Regions from separate parts of the Homo sapiens genome. Here region 2 is linked to region 1. Evidence: chromatin contacts called from ENCODE POLR2A ChIA-PET data. All regions are on one chromosome and are shown on one strand. Each heading gives the region's core, a stretch centred on a gene start or an enhancer-like site at or near the end of the contact. The rest is flanking DNA. Distances are from core to core; before and after follow the strand shown.

Region 1 (5,116 bases), core at 1,834-4,333:
TGCCATTCTGACTGTGTGGTGAGATGGTATATCACTGTGGTTTGGATTTGGATTTCTCTGATGATTAGTGATGTTGAGCATTTTTTTCTTTTTTCTTTTCTTTCTTTTTTTTTTTTGAGACAGATTCTTGCTCTGTCACCAGGCTGGAGTGCAGCGGTGCGATCTCGGCTCACTGAAACCTCCGCCTCTGGGGTTCAAGCGATTCTCCTGCTTCAGCCTCCCGAGTAGCTGAAGGCACGTGCTACCACGCCTGGCTATTTTTTTTTTTTTTTGTATTTTTTAGTAGAGAAAGGGTTTCACCTTGTTAGCCAGGATGGTCTGGATCTCCTGACCTTGTGATCTGCCCACCTCAGCCTCCCAAAGTGATGGGATTACAGGCGTGAGCCATCACGCCCGGCCAAGCATTTTTTTCATACATTCATTGGCTGCTTGTATGTCTCTTTTTTTTTTTTTTTTTTTTTTTTGGCACTTGCTCTGTCGCCCATGCTAGAGTGCAGTGGCTCGATCTCGGCTCGCTGCAACCTTTGCCTCCCAGGTTCAAGCAATTCTCTTGCCTCAGCCTCTGGAGTAGCTGGGATTACAGGCACCTGCCACCACTTCTGGCTAATTTTTTTGTATTTTTAGTAGACATGCGGTTTCACCATGTTGATCAGGTTGGTCTCGCCCTCTTGACCTCAGGTGATCTGCCTGCCTAGGCCTCCCAAAGTGTTGGGATTACAGGCATAAGCCACCGCACCTGGCCTATGTCTTCTTTTGAGAAGTGTCTGTTCATGTCCATTGCCCATTTTTTAATGGGGTTGTTTTTTGCTTGTTGATTTTTTTAAGTTCCTTATAGATTCTGAATGTTGGACCTTTGTTGGATGCATAATTTGCAGACATTTTCTCCTATTCTGTAGGTTGTCTGTTTACCCTGTTGATAGTTTCTTTGCTGAAGCACTTCATTTTCTGTAAACAATTCATTTGTTTCCCTTTTAGGCAAGGCTCAAGCAAGCCAATAAATATTAGAAGAGAATATACCTCAAGATTCTTTGCCTCTAAGTACAATACTCTTATTACCAGTTGCAACCAATTTCAGAAGCTAAAAAAGAACTGGCTTAACACACGTTTTCTCTCTCACGTCCATGCACACGAATGATCAACAGAATTAATCTTAATTTGGGGTGTACACATCTGAAGACATTTGTAAAAATCCAGTTATGAGAAAATTAGCAAGGTTAATGCCCTGCAAGTAATCACTTGCTTAGGGTGACTGCTAATTTATTGTCTTAACGGAAAACAGTGCTGATTATTTTACTCTGTGTTGCTCCTTTTGGGGAGAACCACCTCTGTGTTGTGGGAGAAGACCTTAGAGTCTGGAGTAAAAATAGAACCGTGTAACAATTTTATTTGAAGGAGAGCTTAGAAAAGATCTCTTATGCAAAAAAAAAAAAAAAAAGAGAGCTTTTAAAAATGAGAGTGGCTTTTAGAATATTTGTCATTTTCCACGTATAAGACAACCAAATACAGTTTGCACAGCTAATCAAAATTAGGAAGTTATATTCTTACTGCTTAATATTTAAGTGTTGATAATATGGTAGGTCTTGTGAAAAAAAAACCTGTCTTCAAATGGTAATAGAAATTATAAATCGAGATTATATGTGTTCCCTTGATATCTTAACTATTCCTACTCACCTCAAGTGGCAGCTTGTAACTAACACGTACCACATTTACATGTTCCATATACGTGCCTGTGTACATATGTAACATGTGCCACAATAGATTTACACGCATCATAATTTTCACTTTGCAAACGTATAGAGTACCTACTGTGCATGAAAAATTATGCTGAGGAGCTTTGGTGTGTACAGAGATAAGAAATGCTTCCTATGGCCTGTTACTATTTGTGCTACTCAAAAAAAGGTTTTGTACTTTGAGATGGGAGGGAAGTCATCTACTAAGTCAGGCTTTTGTTTATTTATATCCCAGTGCCCTTGATCTCCTGCAAAAACAAAAGGCAAAAGCTTGTTTTAAAAAACAAAACATTTGCAAGGATTTGGGTTTGTTCTAGAGCAAGATCACGCATTCTTCAAGACATCTGTTCACACAGAAGAGCTAGGTCTTTTAAAAAAGCTAGGTCTTTCAAAAAAAAAAAAAAGGAGTTCGTTTTGTTTTTAAAACAGGACTCTGTTCCGGTGAGAGCTCGGTGAAGTCCTGATCGGCACCCATGAAGGTGAGGCCGCACGAGTCCAAGGGCCAGAGGCCGTGGGAACAGCGCGGGTCCGACGGGTAGGAGGGGGCAGTGGGTTCGAGCCTCCACGCTTACATACAGCCTGCCAGGGCCTTAGAGCCCTCTGACTGCGAACCACCGCAGAGAGGTGCGGAACGCGGCCCCGACCCGGCAAAAGCCGTCCGCACGCCTGCTGGGCGCGCAGCCACGTTGACTACTGCAGCCTTCCCGGCTCGGCGAGAGCCTGCCAGCCAGCCGAGGCTGCGCCCTTTCCGCGGTCGGGATGAGCGGTTCCAGGAGAAAGGCCGCGAGGGCGGGGCTTGGGGCCTGGCGCGGCTATTTCCTCACACCGCGGTCAGTCAGGACGAGAGGCCGCGTTCAGGCCAGTGCAGAGCGCCACATGGCGCTACCAAGTCGGGCCCCGGCGTTGGCGGGCACAGAAGCAGTGTAATGCGGGAAGCCTGCAGCCCACACTGGGGAAGGATGTGCCAGCTAACGAATGTTTCACCACAGCCCACATGCCTGGGAGAGGGAATTTGAGAGCACGTGGGGGAGGGGCGAAGAGAGCTGTCGGCTCGCAGAGAGCATGCTCCATTCTGAGAGTCGAAGTGGAGAGCCAGGCATGCGCAGTGAGCCCAGGGTGGGTTGGCAGCGGTGAGGGACTGGCGCGAGCAGGCTGATGTGTTTATCCGGTTTTCTGGGTGGGCGGTCAAAGCGCACGCGGAAGGGCGAAAGGCGGCGGAGCTAGGTAGCAGCTTGCGCATGCGTGGAGTGAGCCGGTAGCTCTGGGAGGCTGTGGAGGGGGTTGTTAGAGGAGAAGCAAGGGAAAAGGGAAGCGAAGGGAGAGGAAAGGGGGGAGGGGTGAGAGTGTGCTCTGCGCATGCGTGCGAGCGCTAGCGACGACGGCGGCGGGGGAGTCTCGGGGATGACAGTGGCTTTGCCCGTTGGGGTAACGGTCGTCGTCGCCGCCAGCAGAGGCCTGAGGCGCCACACAGCCCGCGGGATCCATTAAGGCCGCAGCAGCCCGGGCCCTACCGAGCTGGAGTGGCGCGTGGAGTCGGGGTGAGGGCGGCGAGGCACGGGGGAGGGGCCTGCGGCGGGGCCTTGCTGTGTGCGCTGGGCGGCGGCGGGGCCTGGCGGTGTGAGCGCTTGCCTTCCGCGGCCGGGGAGTGCTGAGGGCGGCGGCGGCCGTCGTGCTCGGCGGAGGAGTCGTCTGTGTGTGTGGCGCCGAAAAAATGGCCGGGCAGTGAGGGGGCGGCGCTTGAGTCTGGTGACCCCGGAGTGTGCGACTGAGGCGCGAGGGGCGCCGCCGCGGCCCGGCCGGGCTTGCCCCCCGCCCCCTCCCGCCCGCCGGCGGCGGCCCGCGCACTTCCTCCCCGGCCTTCCCCTCCGGGTTGAGGACTCCCGCCCGCCTCGCCACCTCGGGGAACTGCGGGCTGCAACCCACGGGGCGGAGAGCCAGGGCGCAGTCTGGGCCCCGCGTCCGATATGGAGAGCGCGGCGGCGGCGTCCGCCAGCCGCAACATCAACCTTCGTCGCCGCCGCGGCGTCTTGCACTAGATCCGGGAAGCCGCTGCCCGACCGTCGTCCTTGCCGTCGCCGCCGCCTCCGCGCCCTGTACTGGGATGGAGTAAGAGGCCCTGCAGCCCGGGAGAAGCGTGCCGCGCCTCAGACGGGGCCGGGGCCTGCTCCCGCGCCTGCCAGCTCGACTTGAGGAGGCGCCTCCGTGTCCGGAGATGGAGCTCGAGTGCAGGCCGCCTGCCGAGCCGCGGGGCTAGACTGAGCTCCGAGTCCCGCCCCGAGCGCCCAAGCCGCCGCGTTCTGCGCTCTGTGGTCGCTCCGGACGAACTCGAACGCTGGTTTCTCTCTCATATTTTTGGTCTGGAAGTCTCAGGGACGGAGGGGCGCCAAGGCCCCATGTGTGGGAGGATTGTTTCAGCTCCACAAACTTGCACGGATTTTGGTTACTTGTTTGGCCAATGGTTCGGCTCTGATTTCTTCCGAATTGTTGCAAATTCGCCATCGTTCCCTGGCTGCTTACTAAGTTGGATCCGGAATTTCTTTTCAACCGGGAGCCATTGGTGTCGAAGTGTCTGCAATGAACCCCGTGAATGCTACTGCTCTCTACATTTCCGCGAGCCGCCTAGTGCTCAACTACGACCCCGGAGACCCCAAGGCGTTTACTGAGATTAACAGGCTCTTGCCTTACTTCCGACAGTCCCTTTCGTGCTGTGTTTGCGGTGAGACGCTTTTTATTGTTCCCTTTTCAATGCTTGTTTTTAAAAGCCTTCTGGGCAGTGGTAACGTGAGCGGGTTGACGGCCTGGTGGTTGGTATTAAGCTTTTGTTATTTGTGCAGCGCTGTACGGTCATTAGTTTTGAAACTTGCTGAGGGACTTTTGCCCGGCGTTTCAGAAAGGCAGAGAACCCTTTCATACCGCTTTGTGCAGCGGCGTTAACGTTCAAAATGGTTTAATTCGCCTCGGTTCATCTGGTGGTGGTGGTTTAAGTGGGGGTAAGATGCATGCACAAGGCTTTTTTTTTTTTTTTCTTAAACCTTTGCCGCGGGAGCTGATTACGTACCTACGGCGGTTAAAAGTGGTTAAACATGATCAAAACATGCACATGTGGGCACATGTGGCGTGTTTGCATTTCCCCAAACTGGTGTTACGTGGGAGTGGTGGGCTAAGCTGATGAACCCACAGCTGGAGAACCCGGCGCGGAACTTTGCCCCAGGTTCCTCCACAAATGCTTTGACGGTTTGACGGTTAACAGCGAGCCGGGGAAGGCTGTTGGTACTCGAAGTGCTTTTTAGCTGGTGAGACTTTTACTTACCACTTTTTCATTTTGTGGTTTAATATACTTTGGCTTTGTCGAGGGTTATTTTAGATGTTTTTGTTAAAAAAAATTA
Region 2 (5,116 bases), core at 1,576-4,075, about 34 Mb before region 1:
TAACATGCTCTCCATCAGTTTCCACTGGTGCTTCTCCATAGTCATCCAAGTGTTCCTTCTTAACTGTTGGCACCTTGTTTATCGTTTTTCCATTTGCATGAATGTCCGTTATCATTTTTTTCGCTGGGGGGCTGCCATCATCTCCCATCCCATTCAGTTTTTTAGTTGAGCCCTGAACCAAGGAGAAATTTGTCTGGAGGTTTTCCATGGTACACTCTTCTGTTAAATAATTAAGTCTGAGATTAGCATTTCTATTTAGTTGCTTATTTGAAAAGAGGAAAGTAATGAATGGATACAAATGCCTATCGTAACTTACTCTCAAACTTTCAAAGCGAGAGCCCCTTAAATTAATAAATTTTGCGACTTAGTTTTGGTTCTCCTTATAATCTGGTATAATTTCACTACAAATCCTATAAAATTGTTCGTTTTGCCTCTAATAATAAAGAAAAGAGGCACACCTCTGAGGATGCCTTTGTTTTCTTGAATTCTTCAGATATACATATTAAAATAAAGTTACCAATTTCTCAATTAAAGATGTCCAGGGTCAATGCAATGGTCTGGTTTGTTTTAACCAAAACACATGAAAAGTTTATGCCATTCCTTGTGCCATAAAATCTAGACTCAAACACAAGTCAAAATGATGCAACCAAATTTAATCTTTACCACCAAGGAAACCAAAAAGGAGGGCAGAGGGAGTATTTCCTCTAAAAATGATGGTCTGCTGGTCTGTGCTGAAAAACTGAAGACGTGTGTAAATCCTCACACCAGTAAGAACAGCCTCCGACTTAAAAAATTGCCCAGTTATCTTCAAGGATTATAGTTCATTCTTCTTTTAATTAATCTGGAAGAAGAGAAGGGGGGTTGGGGAAGAGTTACATTTGAATTTGCTCCAGAGGCCAAAGGGCCAATTTGAAACCAGTTTCTTTTATTTTTTTTTTTTTCTTTTTTTTACGGAGTCTCGCTCTGTCGCCCAGGCTGAAGTGCAGCGATCTCGGCATACTGCAACCTCCGCCTCCCGGGTTCAAGCAATTTTCCTGTCTCAGACTCCGGAGTAGCTGGGACTACAGGCACAAGCCACGACACCCGGCTAATTTTTTTGTATTTTTAGTAGAAACGGGGTTTCACCATATTAGTCAGGCTGGTCTTGAACTCCTGACCTCAGGTGATCCGCCCGCCCGGGCCTCCCAAAGTGCTGGAATTACAGGCGTGAGCCACCGCACCCGGCCGAAATCAGTTTCTTAATCTTAAACTGAGTTCAGTTTACCAAGGTGAAGCTTGAGTGATTTCTTTAAATCTAACACCAGTTTACTAGAAGAACATTCATTTAAATAGGAAAGCAATTTGGAGTTGCGTAAAGCGAGCAATAATATAACATAAAAGGCCTTTCGAGTTCAGAATATGAAGACTCTTAAGCAGATCATCTCAATTAGTAGTACCGGGGCTTTCTCAGCTATGCCATTTTAAGGGAGGGAAAAAAATCCATTACTTCATCTCCTATTTAAAAACAAAACAACAGTTTCATCCAAAAAAATCAGATAGGAGTTAACATATCTACCATATGTAACTAAGTTACAATTTTAAGTGGATTAATTCAGCTAGTCCGTGTACACTATTTTTCTGGAATGACTGCAGGCAAAAATTAACTTTCTCTTAAAAAAAGGTTAGCGATTTTACTTAATGGAAGCCAAAAGCTATAGACTCCACGCCTGGGAATCTCCATCCTTCAACAAGACTAATCCGGGACAAAAAGCACAAGGCAGACAAACCTCACAAAGAATGCAAATGGAGGAAGAGGGAAAAAGAAAAGACTCTTTTTCCACTTCCTTCTTGAGAGAAAAGCCAAAAGAAATCCAATAAATAGAAATTTTTGCTTCCCAAACTCTCAGCACTTTACCTTAAAACAGACCCAAAGGATTAAGGACCAATGCCACCAACCATCGTACAGACTTTCGTCCACCACAGGAACACACCTTACTCAACACAGGCCAAGGAAGAGAGCAAGAGGCATGACCTAGAATGGGGGAGCCCCTAAAACCCTGAAGTCCTCCGCCCACTCAAAGCCACCCACCTATCTCTAACCCGGAGAGAGGGAGAACAAGGGACACGGGAAGCCTGGGGGTGGGTGTGCAAGGGGGTGGAGGGAAGTAAAGGGAGGAGTCCCCCCACCCCCACCGGCGAGCCTGGGATAACCCCAAGTGCCCTCCCAACACCGCCCCCCCGCGGGGGCCGCGGGAAGGACTGTGGAAATCCACCCCCCCGCGCACCCTCTCCCTGGGAAGTTCTCGGGTGTCACCTCAGCGCCCCTAATGCTGCACCTCCCCGCGCCAGCCCCGGGCCAGAACGAAGAGGACACCAGGGCAGTTTAGGCGCCGGGCGCGGATCCCTGCGCCGCCGGGGGCTGACGGACCGGGTCGAGACCAGGGCATCCCCGCGGAGCGCTGCTGGACTGGGGGAGGGGGGCGGTGACGGGCGTCCGGGTCTCCGGGGTCCCCGCGGCTCCCGTCAACTACAGCGCCCTGCCCTGCCGGCGCCCACCGCCTGGGGCCAACGAAGCGTGATCAGCCGTGGAACACCCGCCTAGCGACCCCCTCTGGCCCCGACCCCACCCGGGACCCGCGCATCCAAACCCCCTACTCGGGCCTCGGTGCCCGGGTAAGCTCGACGAGCTTTGTGAATTCCCCACCGCCCCTGTCGCCGCCGTCGGGCTCCTAGGAGGGTGAGCGCCTCTGGCCTCCCGCCGCCTCCGCCGCGTCGCCGCCGTAAGCCGGAGCCGCACCTGTGCCCGCCGCCGCCGCCGTCGCCGCTCGCCCGCTCCCTTCGGCTGTGCCGGCGCGGCTCCGAACCCCACACACATCGCTACACACAGCCCTCTGACGTCACCGAGTCCTCGGCCCGCCCACGTCACTGCGGAGACACACAGCTTCCCGCAGACGCCGCCGCCGTCTCCGGCCGCCCGGGGGAGAGCGAGGGCGGCGGGGAGGGGGAGGGGAAGGGAACGGAGCCAGCGGCGGCGCCGCGCGCGCGGGCCCGCCGGCGTCGTCGCCGCCGCCGCCACTTCGCGGCTCCCGGCCCCCTCGTGGACGCGCGTGCCGTCTGGCCTATTGTGGCTCCTCAGAGCGCCCCCCTGGCCCCGTCGTCTCGCGCGCGTGCCCCTCCCCCCAGGCGCGCGCCCGGCGCTTCTGGCCCCGCGCGCCGTCTGGGAAGCTGGCGCGCGGCGCTGTCTGCGGTGCACCCGGCGCAGACAGGATGTTCCCTCCCCACCCCACCCTCACCGCCGCCCTCCCTCCTTCCTTCCTCTAGTCGCCCAGCCGGCTGTCTGGGGCCACCGCCCCGCCCCCGCCCCACCCGCCGCTCTGTGGTGATGGGCCAGACGCGGGGGCGCCCTGGCCGCTCGGACGCCGCGCAGCGGGGAAGAGGGGGCAGGGCAGCCGCGCGGTGCACTGTGCGCGACCCCAGCAGCCGGCAGGGCGGAGGCAGTGCCCGCCCGGCAGAGTGCCGCCGCCCGAGGTCAGGCACGGGCGACCCTCCCCCTGCGGGGCCGCAGCTGGGCCGCCCCGCCCCGGAGGCAGCCGGGCGGCGGCCGCCCTGCAGGGCCCCCGGGGCCGGCTCTGCTCCCCGCCCCCGCGGGACCTCCCTCCTGGGCTGCCCCTCGCCCCCGCGGGGCCTCCTGCCCGAGGGCCGCCCAGCCAGCTGCCGGCGCTCCGCCCCGCCCCGGCGGCCCCGGCCTCGCCCGGGCGGCCTCCACCCAGACGCCTTCCCCTGGCTGACCTCCATCCGCCATCGGGCCGGGCGGGAGGGGTGGCCAAAGTTCCGGCAAAACCGAGAGCAAACATTTCTGTCCCTACTCCCCAGCCTCCTGCCTCCACCCCACCAGGCTGCTCTCTCGGTTCCAGAAGGGAGCTATAAATTAAAGGTTTTTACAGTGTTTACTGAGGGTGTTTTTTTGTGTGTGTGTTTTTTTGGAGAGGGACGAGACGAGGTAGGGAAGATAGGACTCAAGAGCTTTCCGGCTGTGACCCTCTGAGGCGTGTAGGGTGGTCTTCCTGGTTCCCAGGGTAGCCGATTAGCATATTGAACTCTGCAGAGCTGCTCCGTCACATTTCGAAACACCAAGAAATCCCCTTTTCTCCACCCCACCACAAGATCAGGAACTGAAATAGTCCACCGAGTAGCAGTGCACAAAATTCAGGAGACTCGAGCTTTGTCCCTTTTTTCCCCCCCATTTTCGTCCAATTTCTTCTAGTTTTACTGCTTCGGGTTGTTCCTGTGGGGGCCCACATTTGCAGTCGGCCGGCTGGAAATACTCTTGTGCTCGTACTTTTTATTTTTTTTTTCCTCACAACAGGCCTCCGAAAGGCTCACAAGCCTCTCAATCCCCACCACTCCCCGCACCCCCACCCAAGTTCCCTTCCTTAGGCCTCCACCGCCGAGCTCCCAGGTCGTGCCCCCTCTCCACCCCGCCCCCCCACCTTTTCTTCCTTCTTGACTGCCTCCTTTCCTGAACATGAATAATTCCACAGCACTTTCCATCTGTTATTGCCATAGAGACAGAAGCGTGGCAAAGATAATGATGTTCTGTGCAGAGCCAGTGGGGGAAAAACAGCATCTGCGAGTCTAGGGGGATAGATTTTCTAACTGTGAGAATATTCAGAAGGCCTAGCTGAAGATCTGATGTGAAGACTGGACAGTCCTGAAACTTGGCACCAGGTCAACTCTCAGCACCTGGCTCCTGTGTCTAGCCAGAAGTAACAATTTTTAGAAACCAACATGACTGGTTAATAAAAAAGTAATTCCAAAACTGCAATTATTAATAAATGTTTAGCAGTCATTTTACCAGCCATAAGAATAATTACTTGCTAGCATGTCCAAGGACGAAGATAAATTGGACAGTAAATAGACTTTTGAGAAATCAAACACATTAATCCGCCTCCCCGTTCTGTTGATTTGCATTCCTCAGAAATCTGTTTTTGAGAGATCTTTCATGCCTGTGATTTTAAGTGCAATGGTTTGACAAATAGTGACCGGCAAATATGACTAGAACCAATCAAATTTGAGGGCATTTATTTTTCCCTTATTGGTCAAAGTACAAAATGCATCAAATTAAAATCATTTTGTC

Evidence for each region. ChIA-PET counts read pairs that join two places held with the same protein, here RNA polymerase II (POLR2A).
Region 2: POLR2A ChIA-PET joins it to region 1 with 13 read pairs in B cell. The contact joins the promoter of SKIL here to the promoter of MSL2 in region 1. POLR2A ChIA-PET finds 5 or more read pairs at or near these places in 2 of 52 experiments (B cell and naive thymus-derived CD8-positive, alpha-beta T cell).

Annotation. Positions count from the first base shown.
Region 1 is chr3:136,194,302-136,199,417 of GRCh38, reverse strand. MSL2 (MSL complex subunit 2) reads left to right here and starts at 3,083. Exons shown (of 2, transcript NM_018133.4): 1 at 3,083-4,446. The coding sequence starts at 4,305. RefSeq lists enhancers at 2,536-2,835, 3,006-3,055, 2,633-3,379, 4,006-4,075, 3,380-4,126 and 2 more and a silencer at 3,276-3,665.
Region 2 is chr3:170,355,424-170,360,539 of GRCh38, reverse strand. SKIL (SKI like proto-oncogene) reads right to left here and starts at 2,825. Exons shown (of 7, transcript NM_005414.5): 1 at 2,777-2,825; 2 at 1-841. The coding sequence starts at 208. RefSeq lists silencers at 2,243-2,312, 2,403-2,532, 2,583-2,812, 2,973-3,872 and an enhancer at 4,153-4,252.